Linked DNA regions of Homo sapiens: region 1 is linked to region 2. A link is a loop called in an ENCODE intact Hi-C map of the cell type or tissue named here. Cell type or tissue: GM12878. All regions are shown on one strand. Links, peaks and the distances in the headings refer to the core of each region. The heading gives the core; the rest is flanking DNA. Region 1 overlaps GDA (guanine deaminase). Region 2 overlaps TMC1 (transmembrane channel like 1).

Region 1 (8,335 bases), core at 326-8,325, 390 kb after region 2:
AAACCTGTCAATTTTTCCAAATATTAAGATAATTTTCATGTAAAACAAAAAGATCTGGCCACCAGCAGAGGATGTTTAGAACCTGTCAATTACAGACAAGGATGAGCTCTCCATCACAAATCCAGGTGGAAAGCCAATACCATGACAAAGGTATCAAATTTAATCTCCAGCAACTAGAAAAGTGTATGGGTTCTAGGATGTGCTCAGTAAATATTTACTGAATGAACACCTGAGGAAGCAGAATTACTAAAACAACAAGAGACATAAAATGAATGAAAAATAGCATCCTTTGATGAATAGGACAGGATGTCATATCTTGAAAGAGGAACAGGTTATTATAAATAGTAAGAGTGAGTTAATGATTTACAAAACTGGCCCATACCATTTCCTAAGAATGTAGTGTGAAAGAAAAGTTTAGAGACATGAAAACAGAACAGAAGTTTCAATATTTTTCTAATAGTAATTATCAAAAGGAAGAATAGATTGAAGAGAGGAATATACTCAGAAAGAGAGAGAAAGAGAAAGAGAAATAACAGAATTCCTAGAAACAGAAGGAAGACAGAAGTTCTCTTATTGAAAGAACTATGTATTAAAGAGAATGAATTGAAGAATTAAACTGAGAATGAATTGGGATGATCAACAATTACAATTTCAGAATATCAGGAATGAAGAAAAAAATCTCAAAGGCCAGAAAATTAACTAGAAAGAAATGAGAATCACATTGATGTCAGCACATTGGATGCTGATAGATAAATAATTTCAAATAGAATTCTCTCTACAGCTAAGGCATTGTTCAAGAGTCAAAAAAAAAAAGTAAAGCCATTTTTGATAATTCTAGGTTTTAGAATGTTTATCACTCACCTGATTGGAAAGAATTGTCAGAGGATATATTCCAACAAAAATGAATGAAGACAGGGATCCAAGTAGCAAAATAAAAAGCAAAGCTCATTGTTAAATTATAATTATAATAATTATTATTATTGAGATGGAGTCTCACTCTGTCACCCAGACTAGAGTGCAATGGTGCACCTTGGCTCACTGCAACCTCCACCTCCTGGGTTCAAGAGATTCTCCCACCTCAGCCTCCTGAGTAGCTGGGATTACAGGCACCCGCCACCATGCCTGGCTAATTTTTGTATTTTTAGTAGAGGCGGGGTCTCACCATGTTGGCCAGGCTGGTCTTGAACTCCTGACCTCAGGTGATCCGTCCGCCTAGGCCTCTCAAAGTGCTGGGATTACAGGCATGAGCCACCGTGCCCGGCCCTCATTGTTAAATTAAGTGCAGATGTTAAAATAAAAAACTGGAATTAAATTGAGATAATTTTTTTAAATTAAACTTAAAAGTTAAATATTATCTTAAATATAGTATACACGGCAAAAAAAAATGGAACTAAAATCTCAGATGATATAACATAGGACGTAGCAAAAAAGGTAGGGATGAAGAAGGGAACAGAATGAAAATGTTCTTGTCTTACCATATGGGAGAATATGCAGCAAAAGAATAGAAGTGTTCAAGACTTTTAACAACTTCATCTCATAGAGATAGAAAAAAATGTCAAATCAACAGAGAAAATGCAGTCTTCTTTTAAAAAATCGCAGAATAATCATAAAAATTAACCTTTTATTAGGTCATAAATCTCAGCTATCCCCAAGAAAAATGACACATTACATTTACTAACCAAACTAAAATAAAACTCAAAATTAAAACGGATATGTAATCTAAATTTTTCTAAATTTTCAAAATTTTAAGCACCTTTCTACAATCTTGACTTAAAGATGAAATTGAAACGGAAAGCTGGGGTTATTTAGAAGCACTACACAAACACTGATAGTAAGCCCCTTCCTCAGTGTCAGGCCCAAACCAGGAGGTACAGGGCTTATATGGGAGAAGATTTTAGTGAATGAGAAATTGAAACTTCAAATTGGACTGTGTTAAAGCAAGCTAAATTTGGCCTGAGCATGCTTCTCAACTTTGAGTTTATAAGGAACTGCAACCTAACTTAGTTTATCAACTCACTGAAAGCCTGATTAGTAATATGCTTTTGTAACAAATAGCTGAGTCTCAGCCAATCACAGCAGCTGAGCTCTAGCCAGTCACAGGTGCCAAGTGATTAGAACAAGTTTGAATAAGGCAAACCCAGAGCTGTAACAATCAAGCTGTTGCTATACCTCACTTCCATTTTCTGTCTTAAATGCTGCCTGCCCACCTTGCTGGGCAGAGTCCTCTGAACCTTTCCTGGTTCTGAGAGCTGCCTGATTCTGGAATCGTTCTTTGCTCAATTTACTCTGTTAAATTTAATTTGTGTGAAGTTTTTCTTTCCACAACTAGAATGAACTGAAAACACTAGAAAGTTCAGGAAGTGCCCTAATTACAGTAAAGGGACAGGACAGGGAGACCCCTGAGAAAGGGAAGAAGGAAGGGAGGAAGGAAACCCAAAGCTACTACTGTTTATTCCCACTGAGCTCATCCCACTGAGTAGGCTACGTGGCTAGTTAACACATCTCCACACCCTTAAACAGATGTCAGCCATACCCTCAGTGCCTCCAACTTAAAAGTTTGTGGGCCCACACTCATTCATTATCAGACACATAAGAAAGAACATAGGATATGTGCTCCGCAATTTTTTTTTTTTTTTTTTTTTTGAGACAGAGTCTCACTCTGTCACCCAGGCTAGAGTGTAGTGGCCTGATCTTGGCTCACTACAACCTCCTCCTCCGGGTTCAGGCGATTCTCATGCCTCAGCCTCCTGAGTAGCTGAGATTACAGGCACATGCCACCACACCCAGCTAATTTTTGTATTTTTAGTAGAGACAGGGTTTTGCCATGTTGGCCAGGCTGGTCTCAAACTCCTGACTTCAGGTGATCCACCCACCTTGGTCTCCCAAAGTGCTAGGATTACAGGCCTGACATCAAATACTTAAACCACCATCACACTCGGCCTGACATCAAATACTTAAACAAATCTCTGATGTCAGAAATAATTTATATGGAGTACTGCCTGAAAAATATATAGTCTTTGATACTCTACCTCTCTAAACATAAAAGAATGATCTATCTGGACTTCTTGATAGTATAGAATCTTTACAATATATATTTTGGCAGCATAGTGTCTATCCACACTAAGGAATATTGAGATTAATTTTCTTAAGTTTCAGTATGAAGCATAGATATGCTTTACCTTAACAAATGTGTTTTTTAATCATAAAAGCAGTGTAAATTTCAGAACTGATTTCCCTCTTTGGGTCAGGTTCTAGAAATCTAAAGCCAAATTCATGACAAACTAACAAATGCATGGACCCCCACAGTAGACATTGTTTTCTTGGTTTTATTTTACTTTTCCTTCCCCCTTTTTTTTCTTTGCCTTGATATCATGACTCATTTTCTTTTGTTGTATACTACGCAATTTTCAGCTATCTCACATCTTTTTTAGAACAATGTGAGGCATAAATAAATTTTGAGAATAAAGATTTGGTGTGGTTAACACCATTCATTAACACAATGCACCAGCTACTTTATACATAGCTTTAGTCCTTCTCAGCTTTTCTAGTGTCATGTGGTGCATGCTAAATATGTAAGATCCACAATTGCACTGAATTTATAATTACGTGAGGCAAGTGTATAAATGTTAGCACTTGCTCGGCCGGGCGCGGTGGCTCATGCCTGTAATCCTGACACTTTGGGAGGCCGAGGTGGGTGGATCATGAGGTCAGGAGTTCAAGACCAGCCTGAGCAATATGGTGAAACCCCGTCTCTACTAAAAATAGAAAAATTAGCTGGGTGTGGTGGCAGGTGCCTGTAATCTCAGCTACTTGGGAGGCTGAGGCAGGAGAATCACTTGAATCTGGGCAGCAGAGGTTGCAGTGAGCCGAGATCATGCCACTGCACTCCAGCTTGGGTGACAAAGTGAGACTCTGTCTCCAAAAAAAAGAAGAAAAAAAAAAAGCACTTGCTTTTACTCTCTAAGACTGGAATGATGCAAGACCAAAAAAACTGGCAAGATGGTTAGGTCAGTTGATGTGGAAGGCTTATAATACTGCCACCACCACATGTAGTGAACACCTTAGGAGGAATCAATGGGTCCCACAAAAATCCATGAGTGTTCAGACCAAGTGCGCTGAACACCAGGACATAATGATCAGACAAGGCAGCATTTGCGCTTTAGCTCCTTTACTGCAGAAACTGTTTCTAATTCCTGAGTAGATTCTGGTTCTGGGCACAGGATTGGAGTAAGAAAGGAACTGATTTTCCTGAAAGAGGAGAAGGAAGGACACTTTCAGAGCCTTCAACATATGGCTGGTACACACTACTGCCACTGTTCAATGACTGTACTAGCCCCAGAGTTCCCTCTAGTGGTGTCAGTGCTCAAGTCACATTACCACGTGCCATGCAATATGGGACCATCCTATTTTCCTTCCTTGCAAAGCTCCCAGAATAACATGATATTCCTTCTAACAGTAATTTAAATATTTAATTTTAAATTTCCTTGGGCATTTTTAAAGCAAACAAATAGAGCTCCCACCATGTGCTAGGCACTATTCTAAGAACTTCACAAATATTAACTTGCTTAATTATCATGAGAATCCTGTGAAATAGGTACTATCATGATCTCTATTTTTTACAGATGGGAAAAGTGAGTCACATAACTTTGCAAAGGTCACATAATGAATCCATATGGTCCTCAGAACAGCATTATGGATTAGCAGGAGTAGGGAAATACACATATTCATTAAACCCAGATTTGGTAAAGTAAAACACAGAAAGTAAAAGAGTAACGTAAACCCACCAGATTGGGGTTTTGGAAACTTGGATTCAAATTCTCTCTTTGCCACTGACTAGCTGTGTAGGTGAGGTGGTCACAAACTCACTGGACTGTGAAAAAGAAACTTAAAAATTCTCTATGGCCCATCTTAGGCTTAACTGCTTATGCTTTATAATTTAAATCTGTCCTAGGAAACTGATATTTCTATAGATGACCAAACAGAATACCACACTCACACACAAGATACTTACGACAACTCTGGTATATACTTCTTCTGCAAAGTCGATGTTCTGGAATCTGTGTTCTGCAGGAAATGTGTACTTGGTCAGCCACTCCAAGAGTGGCAGGTCTATGCTACTTCCAGCAAAGGAATACTGAGAGGCATGGATGTGTGTATCAACCAGCCCAGGCATGAAGAACTCACTGGAAATTAAGATGAGAATAAAAGTATTTAATAATATCTTCAGTCATTTCCCATATTTTTAAATCACATTTTTTCCCAAGCATGATTTCACTGTTCACCCACACAGGTTTATAGGTAATGCAATCAGACAACTGTAAATTCTCCAATTATTTAGAGGTCAGGACATAAAAATGAAGCTCTGCTAGGAGAGATATAGCTTCTAGGTTGGAATGGCTGGTCGGGGTTAACCAGTGATGACGAAGGGAGGGAAAAACACAGCATTGAGCAGAAGCAAAGCAGTGGTGGCACAAGAAAGGACGGGAACTCTGATTTAATCCCATGACTTTGTTCTCACAACTGATAGTTGTAGGTCAGAGATCAAGAATGGAAGAGGAGGCCTTTAAAACTTCTAGAGCCGTGCTGAGCAATGTGCACACCAGTCACTAAGGGCAACTAAAGGTGAGAAACAGACTGGCTGCAATTTTAGACTCAGCAGTCATCTTGATCTTGTCTGACTACAAGAAACCTAGTCTTTTCCCACGTGTTACAGAAACTGAGTTCTGAAATAGAAGCAGCAAGAGCAAGCTGGTTAGGGACAGGCGATCTCAGGAGATGGACCACAAACGGGCAGTGGTGTAAGTAGTGAAGCGAAGAGGGAGTTACATATGATGCTGTGACAACCATGCTCAGGATGCTTGTGATCACTAATGCTACCACCATGATCCACCAATTAATATTCATATTTCTATTAATTCTTATAATTAGAAAGTCCTGGAAAGTGTTCAGAGGCACTACCCACAGAATTGAGGCAGTATGGTGCTAACAGACACTTCATGCTTTTCTAAAGAGCTAATGCAGTTCACCACAGTCACTATTAAGTATCCAACCTCATCCAAACAGATATTTGCCAAAAGATGGGACCCTCTACTGCCACCATTATCCTAGGTAAGTATTCAATCACATAAGCAACTTGAACTTGAAACCTAACATTACAAATAATTCCTCATGCTATCAAATCAAATGTATACATACCACCTAACTGTAAGCCAAATAAAGCCATGAGTAACTCTAAATGCTTTATTTTAAAACAAGAGCAAGGAATGGCAGACTCAGTGGTCATCTTGATCTTGTCTGACTACAAGAAAGCCTCTACATCGCATGGAAAAGACTAGCTTTTTTGTAGTCAGTTATTATAATAATGATGGTGACAGCAGCTAATGTTTCCTGAATATGTACATTCACTAGGCACTGGCACAGCGTTCTACATACATCATCTCATCTGTGGGCAGCAGTTGAGTTAAAGTGTATACATTCTGGTTTTGGCCTGCTAAGATCTGAAATCAGGTTTGACCATAAATCAGCAGTTAGATATTTGACATATTAAAAAAAAAAAAAAATTCTGTGTGACTCAGTTTCCCCTTATGTAAAATGGAGATAGTAGTAGCATCATAGGGCTGTCATGAGGATGTATTTAGTGTGTGTAAGAACAATGCCTAGATAATGGAAAGCATCAATAAATGTTATGGATGATGATGATGATGATGTAATGTTCACAAGAAACTTAGTAAGTATGAGAGTACTGTTACCCTCCTTTACATAAGGGTAAGCTAAAGCTCAGGGAATTTATGTAGCTTGAAAAAAAGTAACTGTTAACTAGTCAGCTTTGGCGCTGAGATTCAAACCCAGGCAGTTTGTCTGTAGGTTCAGTACTCTCGGTCACTACGTTCCACGTGATGGAATTGTTAATTCACTGACTATGGAAATAAAGAACTGTGACAAATTTTTAAGGACGTCAAGAAGGCAGCATTAAGTGGGCCTATAATGTGGGAAGCACTCTGAAAGGGAGGGTGGAATATGGATTTCTCTCAGGTATCAGTCACTGATCTCTCTACAATGTCAGTCCTTTGGGTCTTTGCTTTCTCTCCCGTCATAAAACGGAATAGCAGTGTAACTTCCTCATGCAGTTAAATTGTTTAACCAAATAATATTTCCCAATGTCTACTATATTTAGGAAACCGCCAAGCCCTGTGGAGAGTCCAGAGAAAAATAAGGCATATTGTCGTCAAAGACTTTATAATCTAGTTGAGGAGGTTACGGGTGAATGAGGGAGACAGAGAGGAGGAGGAAGAAAAATGAGGAGAAAGAAAAAGGAGAGGAGGAGAAGAGGAAAAGGACGAGAAAGGAGGAGGAGAAGGAGAAAAAGAGGAGGAGGAGGAAGAGGAGGAGGGAAGAAGAAGAGCAAGAAAAGGAAGAAGAAGGAGAAGGGAGAAGAGGCAGAAGAAAAGAAGGAGAGGAGGCTGGGCACGGTGGCTCACGCCTGTAATCCCAGCACTTTGGGAGGCCAAGGCGGGCAGATCACGAGGTCAGGAGATCGAGACCATCCTGGCTAACACGGTGAAACCCCATCTCTACTAAAAATACAAAAATTAGCCAGGCGTGGTGGCAGGCGCCTGTAGTCCCAGCTACTCGGGCGGCTGAGGCAGGAGAATGGCGTGAACACGGGAGGCGGAGCTTGAGGTGAGCAGAGATCATGCCACTGCACTCCAGCCTGGGTGACAGAGCGAGACTCCATCTCAAAAAAAAAAAAAAAAAAAAAGAAAGGATTCAGATTTGAGGGTCTTATATAGGTAACTCTAGAAGTTGGCGATGCCAGAGTTCTCTGTGGAAGGAAGAACAAACCAACATCTTAAGCAGCACCTTCGACTTCAGGAGTAAGACTGAGAAAGAAAAGATCAGGATCAATCTTGGCAGAGTTATTGTCAGGAGGGTAGAGGGAACCCAGGACAGAGAGGTGTCAGGGACAGTAAAGAAGAGACATTCAAGAAGGAGCAGGGCAGTGACTAGTGCCAAAAACTGCAAGGGTCAAAAATGCATGGCCTCAGGAATAATCCTAAGACCCCCAATTTTGGAAAGATTTAGCTCTTCCTTTAAAAAGTAGTCACTGAGTCTCTAGAATGTTTTTGTTACTGCACTAAGTGCTAAAAAGAGAGTGTTTGAGAAAGTCCTGTGCAGATGGAGAGCGCCCTTTTAAAATATTTGGTAGTGAAAGTTAGGATGAAGAAGAGTTCAAGTCACTTTATGTTTTTCATGTAGGAGAAATGAGCATGTTCATTGTAGCTGAGATGAGAGAGTGAAAGATGATTCAGAGTACAAAGTCTTCAGAGGCAACAGA
Region 2 (8,335 bases), core at 182-8,181:
TCAATATGCCCCTAAGAATCACTAACTTTTATTCCTACTCAGGACCCAGGGTAAGAAGGGTGGGAAATGTTGCCGTTTCCCGGGGCTGACATGCGGGTAGCTAGGAACATCTCATACCAGTACCTACAAATGGCCACTCGCTCTTCAACCTTAATCTAATGGAAGGTGAACAGCAGGTACCCTGAAGGGGGCCCTTCCTTTTCCAGAAACTGAAATCTGTCAGAGGGCGCTGTGACTCCACAGAATTGAGTACTTCCGAGCCAATCTGCACTATCATGAGGAGCGCAGTCCCTGTGCCCCGCTGACCTGCTTGGCAAGGGCATGGTTCCGGCCGCATGTGAACAGCACCTGCATCATTCTTTCTTTCTGTGAGTGAAGAAATCTTAGTGCTAGGACTTTGCACCATTGCACATGTAAAATGTGCTTCTCTAAAGAGCCAGCATTAGAAAGTATTTTACAAAAAAACTTTTCTTATTAGGAATTTCCTATCTCCTCATCTAAAAAGTCTCCCACATGTGGTTTTGTGGTAGTTGCCCCAGCTCTTTGACGTTAGCAGCAAAGCCCTCAGCAGTCTGGGTTTCAATTTGTGAAATTCAAATCCGCAAATATTTACAAGGGTTGCTGGTGGCCAATGTGCCTTCTACACCATCACAAAATGAGGTAGGAATCTAAGGTTTCATGGTACATACTTAGAAGGCGCAGACAGTCAGGTATCTCATAAGCTCTTTTCAGAGACTCTAGTGGTTCTTTTTCTTTGTTCTTTTTCCCTTCTTTTTTCTTTCTTTAGTTAGCTATGTGTTTTCTTCCAGGGGGAATGAAAGCTTTTAACATTCAAATACCATGGAGGCCTGCTGATACACTCTTAACTGCTATAAGAAGCCCAAAGCAACTATGTTACATACATGGTACTCTTGGTTTTCACGAAGAACGGTATGTACAATTCCTTATCAGGCATCATCTGCTATAGACTTACACTAAGAGGCTTTGACCAACTTTTTTCGTGGATGAGAAAGCAAGTACTTTCAATTGTTCTTTTTCTATTTCTGTCTTTTTTTTTTTTTTTTTTTTTTACAATTGAAACTGTGAACTGATAGTCCCAATTGTTGAAGTCATTATTTCTGTTCATCAAATGCTTCCCATTCCTCTTTCCTGAGCACATGGTGGGGCTGCATATGGCTTTGTGGTGAGTGGGACAACATGATTAGTTCTGGCCATGGATTTAACAGTAGAAATAAGATGTATTGCTCCAAGACTGGAACACTGAATTGTTCAAGAAAAACCTTCCAGAGCCATTGTTCCCTTGGCCCTAGTGACCAGCACCTTTTTCTGTGTGTGCTCCATTAAACTGGGTCCTGCAGAGAAGGTGATACAGATGGGCAGACAGTAAGAGCAAGAAATAAATCTTTGTTGTCTTAAGCTACTAGAGTTGAGAGTTGGCTGGGCGCGGTGGCTCACGCCTGTAATCCCAGCACTTTGGGAGGCTGAGGCGGGCAAATCACGAGGTCAGGAGTTCAAGACCAGCCTGGTCAATATGGTGAAACCCTGTCTTTACTAAAAATACAAAAATTAGCCGGGCGTGGTGGCATGCGCCTGTAGTCCCAGCTACTTGGGAGGCTGAGGCGGAAGAATCGCTTGAACCCAGGAGGCAGAGGTTGCAGTGAGCCGAGATCACGCCACTGCACTCCAGCCTGGGCGACAGAGCAAGATTCTGTCTCAAAAAGAAAAAAAAAAAAAAAAGAAACCCCATCTCTACTAAAAATACGAAAATTAGCCAGCGTGGTGGTGCATGCCTGTAATCCCAGCTACTCAGGAAGCTCAAGCAGGAGAATCACTTGAGCCCAGGAGGCGGAAGTTGCAGTGAGCCAAGACTGTACCACTGCACTCCAGCCTGGGCAACAGAGCAAGATTCAGTCTAAAAAAAAAAAAAAAAAAAAAAGTTGAGAGTTGCTTGTTACCACAATGTAAACTAGTTTACCCCATTGATGTAAAACCTGTGACAGAAAGGAAAACAACCTCAGGATGAAGCCAACCCCATAGATAGCAGAATGGAAAAAGTAAACAGCGTTCTGGCCATCACTGAGCCACTGGATCAACCCTCATCTGCAGGCCACTCTAATGCTAGACTTAGTAATTATGTAAGGAATAAATTCCCTCATAATTAAATCCACTTGAATCAAGAGCACCTGAACTGATACAGTGATTATGTTCCATGTTATGTGACTCCCCCACCAACAGTGGCTGTATCTTAGTGAAATAAGAGAGGGCACTAGACCTTAGAGCAAACAATATGTAGGCTGGTCGGGGTCTATGAAGTAGCCATACACAGAAGTTCTGTCTAGTGAGGACACCAGATACAGGGAAGTAACTGACCAAAATTAATACCATTTGGCTTCAAATCCTTCAGTAAGTCTATCGGTAGCAGCAGTTGAATCAGAAGCAGAGGAGGCCAGGCATGTTGGCTCACACCTGTAATTCCAGCATTTTGGGAGGCTGAGGTGGGCAGATCACCTGAGGTCAGGAGTTCGAGACTAGCCTGGTCAACATAAAGAAACCCCGTCTCTACTAAAAATACAAAAATTAGCTGGGCGTGGTGGCACACACCTCTAGTACCACCTACTCGGAAGGCTGAGGCAGAAGAATCACTTGAACCTGGGAGGCGGAGCTTGCAGTGAGCCAAGATTGCGCCACTGCACTCAAGCCTGGGTGACAGAGTGAGACGCTGTCTCAAAAAAAAAAAAAAGAAGAAGAAGAAGCAGAGGAGAGCTGCACATTGTGAGGCAGGCAGGGAGAGAATTGGAGAGTATGTCTCTCTCCTTTTCGAATTGTAGCATGCCCCCCAAGTCATTTCAAAATTCCCCCAACATTCTAGGGGAAAATTCATGAGGAGAATATGAGAGAATATAAAATAGATGTGATAGAATATGAAATCAGTCACATAAATTGTGGGACATAGTCAAAGTTTGTGTTTTCTAATTCAAAGTTAAAAAGTCTGATTTCTTTCCCATTATCATAGCGAAACAGGCCATGTCACCCCAAAATTTGCTGATGTGGCATGTTGATTATTTTGAGCTAAAGTCACCTGAGAAACAGCAGATGCCGGAAAGGGCTATGTGATCTGCCCTCTTCTACCTGTCGTAAGCCAAAAAGATTTATTTAAGAAAGTTGCCCTCCCTGTACCAGAATAAGAAAATAACTCTTATCACCATTGACTGGGAGTTGATGCTGCAATGGAGCTGTACAAATAAACTTTCTAAACTATCCCTTATCTTCCTCTATCTTTACACCTCCCTAGTGAATTCCCACAATTTACTGCCACTGGCCCAAACCCCTTTGTCTTGTCAGCTCTTCATGAATTTATGGTTTCTCTGTCTAAAAGGTATTAGAGCTTTCTGCTTTGTCCATTTCTTCAGGTCTTCTGCTGTCTCATGAGGGTCTCCGCGTACATGTAAAAATCAATAAAACTCATATATTTTTCTCCTGTTAACCTGTCTTACAGTGATTTAATTCTTAGACCCAGGTGAAGATCCCAAGAGGTTAGGGAAGAATTTATCTTTCTCCCCAACAATAGAAATTAGAAACAAACTAACAAAGACAACAGCAGAATGATGAGTATACTCTCATACCTCTCCCCGTCATAGATGCAGCCCCTGCCCCTACCATCGCCATATTAGTAACACCATGCCTGGGCAGGAGAAGGGGGCCCTTTGATGGAAGAGCAACAAAGGAGGTCACTGACTGAGGGTCTGCACTTGCCACCAACGAGGCTGCAACACAACCAGCCAGAGATGAGCAATATCCAGTCAGTTCCAAAATACCCTTCAGTCTTTGAGAAGCCTAGGTTTTCGCCTGTTTCCATTTTTCTTTTCTTTTCCTTCTTCTTCTTCTTTTTTTTTTTTAAAATAGAAATGGGGGTCTTGGGGCTGGGCACGGGGGCTCATGCCTGTAATCCCAGCACTTTGGGAGGCCGAGGTGGGCAGATCACCTGAGATCGGGCGTTCAAGACCAGCCTGACCAACATGGAGAAACCACGTCTCTACTAAAAATACGAAATTAGCCAGGTGTGGTGGTGCATGCCTGTAATCCCAGCTACTCAGGAGGCCAAGGCAGGAGAATTTCTTGAACCCGGGAGGTTGTGGTGAGCTGAGATCATGCCATTGCGCTCCAGCCTGGGCAAAAGGAGCAACACTCTGTCTCAGAAAAGAAAAGAAAAAAAGAAAAGAAAAGAAAAGAAAAAAGAAAATGGGGATCTTACTATGTTGCCCAGGCTATTCTTAAACTCCTGGCTTCAAGCGATCCTTCCACCATGGCCTCCCAAAGGGCTGGGATTGCAGGCATGAGCCACCACACTCCGCCAGATTTTTGCCTGTTTCTGTTTTCTGAAATGCTGGTTTTGGGTGGAGATATCTAACTTCCTTATTCCATGTGTTCTTTCAATAAAACTTCTCTTAATTACAGTGACTTGAAGGTTTCTCTCCTCTTTGAAAACTGAACACTATTTTCAATAATTATCCAATTTTTCCAACCATTTCAAAAGAAATTCTATCTTCACTCTAAAGAATTTTACTCACATTTTTAACCTTAAAAAAAATGATTCTTTTCTCCCAGAGCAATACTGTTTTAACAGCCCTGAGCCTAGTCAAGATAATAGTTGTTGTATCACTTACTTCCAGCAGATGGCGCTATTGCTGGTTCACACACCCACTGTCCTAGGAAATTTAATCTCATTACTAAGTAAATACCAACAACTGCTTCACAAAGGTAACTGCTTCTCCCTCTTCCTGAGAACTCATCACAGTTTTAACAACCACCATCTCCCTAACTGACCCATTGGACATTTAACAGCTGTCTTTGACGGTTCCATAAGTGTAAGACATTGAGCATCTGATACCTAGGGATGTTCTCCAGTCACTGCAGGCAACTTAGAATCTAGCAGGAGAGGTGGCCATTTAGCAAATAATCCCACAGATACATAACCATGGCTTTGATTTGTGCTTCAGAAGGAAACACGCACACCTGCTTGCTAATGCCACACATGACCAAGCCTGAGAGGTGGGACCCAAAGGAGAAGTAGGGGGTAAATTCTGAAGGAGGAGGGAGAGGCAGCCTCCCAAGGAGAGCTCACAGCAAGGTGCTGAGGCTGGAGGATCACGGCACCTGAGTGGAACCAACAAAAAGAGGCCAGAGCTTTGACACCAATGATAAGAGTAAAAGAAAAGAGAACTGACTGATGCCATTGATAAGTTCCTGGCTTTAATGATCCCCAAGTTTATATCTGTAATGATCTTCCCTTCCAGGTTCCACATATATGTTCCTGCTTGATGTATCCTCTTAGCTGTTTCAAAGGTAACCCTCAAATATATGTGTAGCTTTGACTTCACCATCTTCTCAGGTCTGTAGGGCTGTCTCCTGAATGTCAATGAATAGTGAAACTCGTCATTTAGTTGTGAAATTCAGAAAACTGTAAGAGTCCTGGAGTTGTCCTTTACCCTGCTGATCAAATCCTGTTGATGTTATCTACCACATCAGATGGTTTTTTTGCTCGATCAGTGATCAGCAAAAGGGCTGTTCTGTGTATTGTATGATATTCACCAGCATCCCTGACCACTACCCACTAGATGCTAAGTGTGATCTCTAAACTAGCAACTAGCGCCTCCAGGTAATTTGTCAGAAATGCAAATTCTCAGGCCCCATCCACGACCTACTAAATCAATGATACCCAGATATCTGCATTTTAACAAGGTTTCCGTGCCAAGGTGCAGTGGCTATAATCCCAGCACTTTGGGAGGCCAAGGAGAGAGGCTTGCTTTAGCCCAGGAATTTGAGACCAGCCTGGGCAACAGAGTGAGACCCTGTCTCTATTAAAAACAAACAAACAAATAGCCATGGTGGTCCATGCCTGTAGTCCCAGCTACTCAGGAAGCTGAAGTGGCAGGATTGCTTGAGCCTAGGAGATGAAGGCTGATCAAGGTTGCAGTGAGCTATGATTATACCACTGCACTCTAGCCTACGCAACAGTGTGAGACCATCTCTAATAAATAAATAAGACTTCCAGGTGATACTCAAATCCACTACAGTTTGAGAACCACTGCTTCAGAAACCCACTGCCATGAACCTATTCCATCACTTCTTACCCGGGCTACTGCAATAGCCTTGTAATTATTCTTCTCCATATTCACACTTCCTTCTACAGTGAATCTCAATCCTGACACACTTTATAACCTACTGGGAGCCAACCTAAACTAATTAAATCAGGATCTCTGTGGGTGACACCAAGGCTTTGATATTGTTTAGAAGTTTCCTCTGGAAAGCCAAGGCCAGAACTACTACTCAATGCTAATCCATTCTGCCTTGCAGCCAGACTGATGTTTAAAGCTGCAAGTCTGGTCTTAAGTAGAGGTGCCACCTCTACTTAAAATTCACCTTGATATAGCCTCATTTCTTAACACCTACAGGGCAAACCAACAAGCAAGGGGCCTGTGTTTAAAGCCACGCACCCCTCCCATCTTCATCACACTGACCTTCTGTCTGTTCTCTGCAGGCTCCATGCTTTGTCCTGCCTTAGAGTCTTGCACCACTGTTTGCTCTCTTGGCCTAAACCACTCTGTCTTCCTCTTTTTGCCTAGGAATCCTCACTTATTCCGCGGATCTCAGTTTCTTCTTCCCTTCCCCAGGAAAGCCTTTCCCAACCTTCCCTCTTATACTAAGGGTAGGTAAGAGTGGGGTAGGGCCTGAGTTTGCCCAGAAAGTCCTGATTTATGCCTGTTGTTCCAGGACAATTAACACACCCTCTTACATGCTCAAAAATGTCCTGTTTGCAACAATAAATTATATAATGCCCTCACCTGTTAGATACTGTCACACACTTTCTCATATACCTCCCCTTTGTGACTCATCACAGGTGCCACTTTACATTTTTTTGGTGACTCTTGGATTCATGTCCATCTTCCTCACTGGACTGAAACAGTTTGACACACAGGAGGCACCCAACGAATATGTGTTGAATGAATGAACAACCTTTTGAGGTGAGCATTAATTAGTGTTCCCATTTTACAGAAGAGGAAACCGAGTCGAAAGAATTTTAAGTATTTGTGTGATTTGCCAAAATCACACAGTTAGGAAATGGTATGGCTGGAATTTGAACCTAGCTCTGGTGTTTTTCAAGATCATAACCATGAAGCTTGGAGAGAGCTCTTTCACTGCCTGATTCAGTGACTAAGATTCTACAATAGCCCAGGATTGAGCTTTGCTCAGTCCTTTTTAGAACTGAACTCAGCTTGAAAGCTACACAATTATTTCCTTTCCATTGAAATTGCAATCTGCTTCAAGGAAATGAAGCTTATGGCTGTCAGAGTATAAAGGGCAAGTGTGTGGGAGAAGCCAGAGATCAAACGGTCAAATACACTTGTTATAGAATTTTTCATGAGCTGAAAATGCTATCATTTGAATCCAAGCTTCTCCCCATTGGATTTTTAAAAACTGAGAACAAAGGGTGAGGGAAAAGGCAGCTGTCAGTGAATAATCAGGAGGCAGATGGAATGGTGCAGGCCTGGGGACAAGGAGGAGAGGCAGCCAAGGGCTGGGACAGAGATCACAAGATAAGTCAGCATAGCAGAAGCTAAGAAGCTGCTTCTCCCTCAGCCCAAACACAGGGGCAACATTGGATACCCTGCAGTTCATCAGTGGGTCCCTCAACTTGCACCAGCTTCCCTTCCTCTTTCAATATAGTAATAGTAAGTTGTAATGCCCTGAGGTCACTTTGTCTCTGATTCTCAGTTTCCTCATCTGCAAAATGAAGAAGTTCCATCTAAACGACCTTTAAAGTTGTTTTTGGCTGTAAAATTTTATGGTTTTATAACCCACAGCCAATGCTGTTAGAATTGACTCAAGAAAGACAAGAACACACCTGGGTATTAGTAGTCATTCTCTTCTCAAAATCAGAAAAAGGATGGCCCATTTATGCTATTCCTCAACCCATAACCTTACAAACTGCACCTGATTGTTAAAAACGTGCCTCAGGTCAAGTCCGACATGCTTTGAAGTCTAAATTGAACCTTGAAGCTCAGAGCCAAATGAACCCCAACCAGAGTGAATGCCACAGTGTACTAAATCTCAAACTGAGATGAAACTTAAGCTATCATTACAAAAATATACATTTAATAGAAAAAATTGGTGGTGATATTTTTAATTTTTCAATAATTTCATTTGTTGGCAAGATGAATTATGTATAATTTTAGACAATTAAATCGGAACAAACCCAGATTGTATTAATAGTTCACATTTGTGAAACACAATGTATTTAATAGACATTTTCTAATTGGATCAAAACGTTTCATGA

Evidence for each region. A loop is a pair of places that touch in the nucleus more often than their neighbours do. Peaks named below come from ENCODE experiments on the same cell type or tissue, not always from the same donor. Only the 100,000 strongest peaks of a DNase experiment are listed, where the experiment ranks them.
Region 1: a loop joins it to region 2, with 4 times the contacts of the local background. A loop is called at or near these places in 2 of 110 quality-filtered maps.

The regions. Positions count from the first base shown.
Region 1 is chr9:72,199,419-72,207,753 of GRCh38, reverse strand. It overlaps GDA (guanine deaminase), which reads right to left. Exons shown (of 14, transcript NM_004293.5): 3 at 5,012-5,183. Among named protein-coding and RNA genes, the nearest start is that of GDA, 54 kb to the right of the region's middle. RefSeq lists a silencer at 4,265-4,424. In GM12878, for the core only: a CTCF peak has its summit at 4,341 (motif pointing left); DNase peaks (open chromatin) are centred at 375, 1,993 and 4,329.
Region 2 is chr9:72,589,275-72,597,609 of GRCh38, reverse strand. The region is part of intron 2 of TMC1 (transmembrane channel like 1); the gene reads right to left. Among named protein-coding and RNA genes, the nearest start is that of TMC1, 72 kb to the right of the region's middle. RefSeq lists an enhancer at 4,889-4,948. In GM12878, for the core only: a CTCF peak has its summit at 4,675 (motif pointing right); a DNase peak (open chromatin) is centred at 4,779.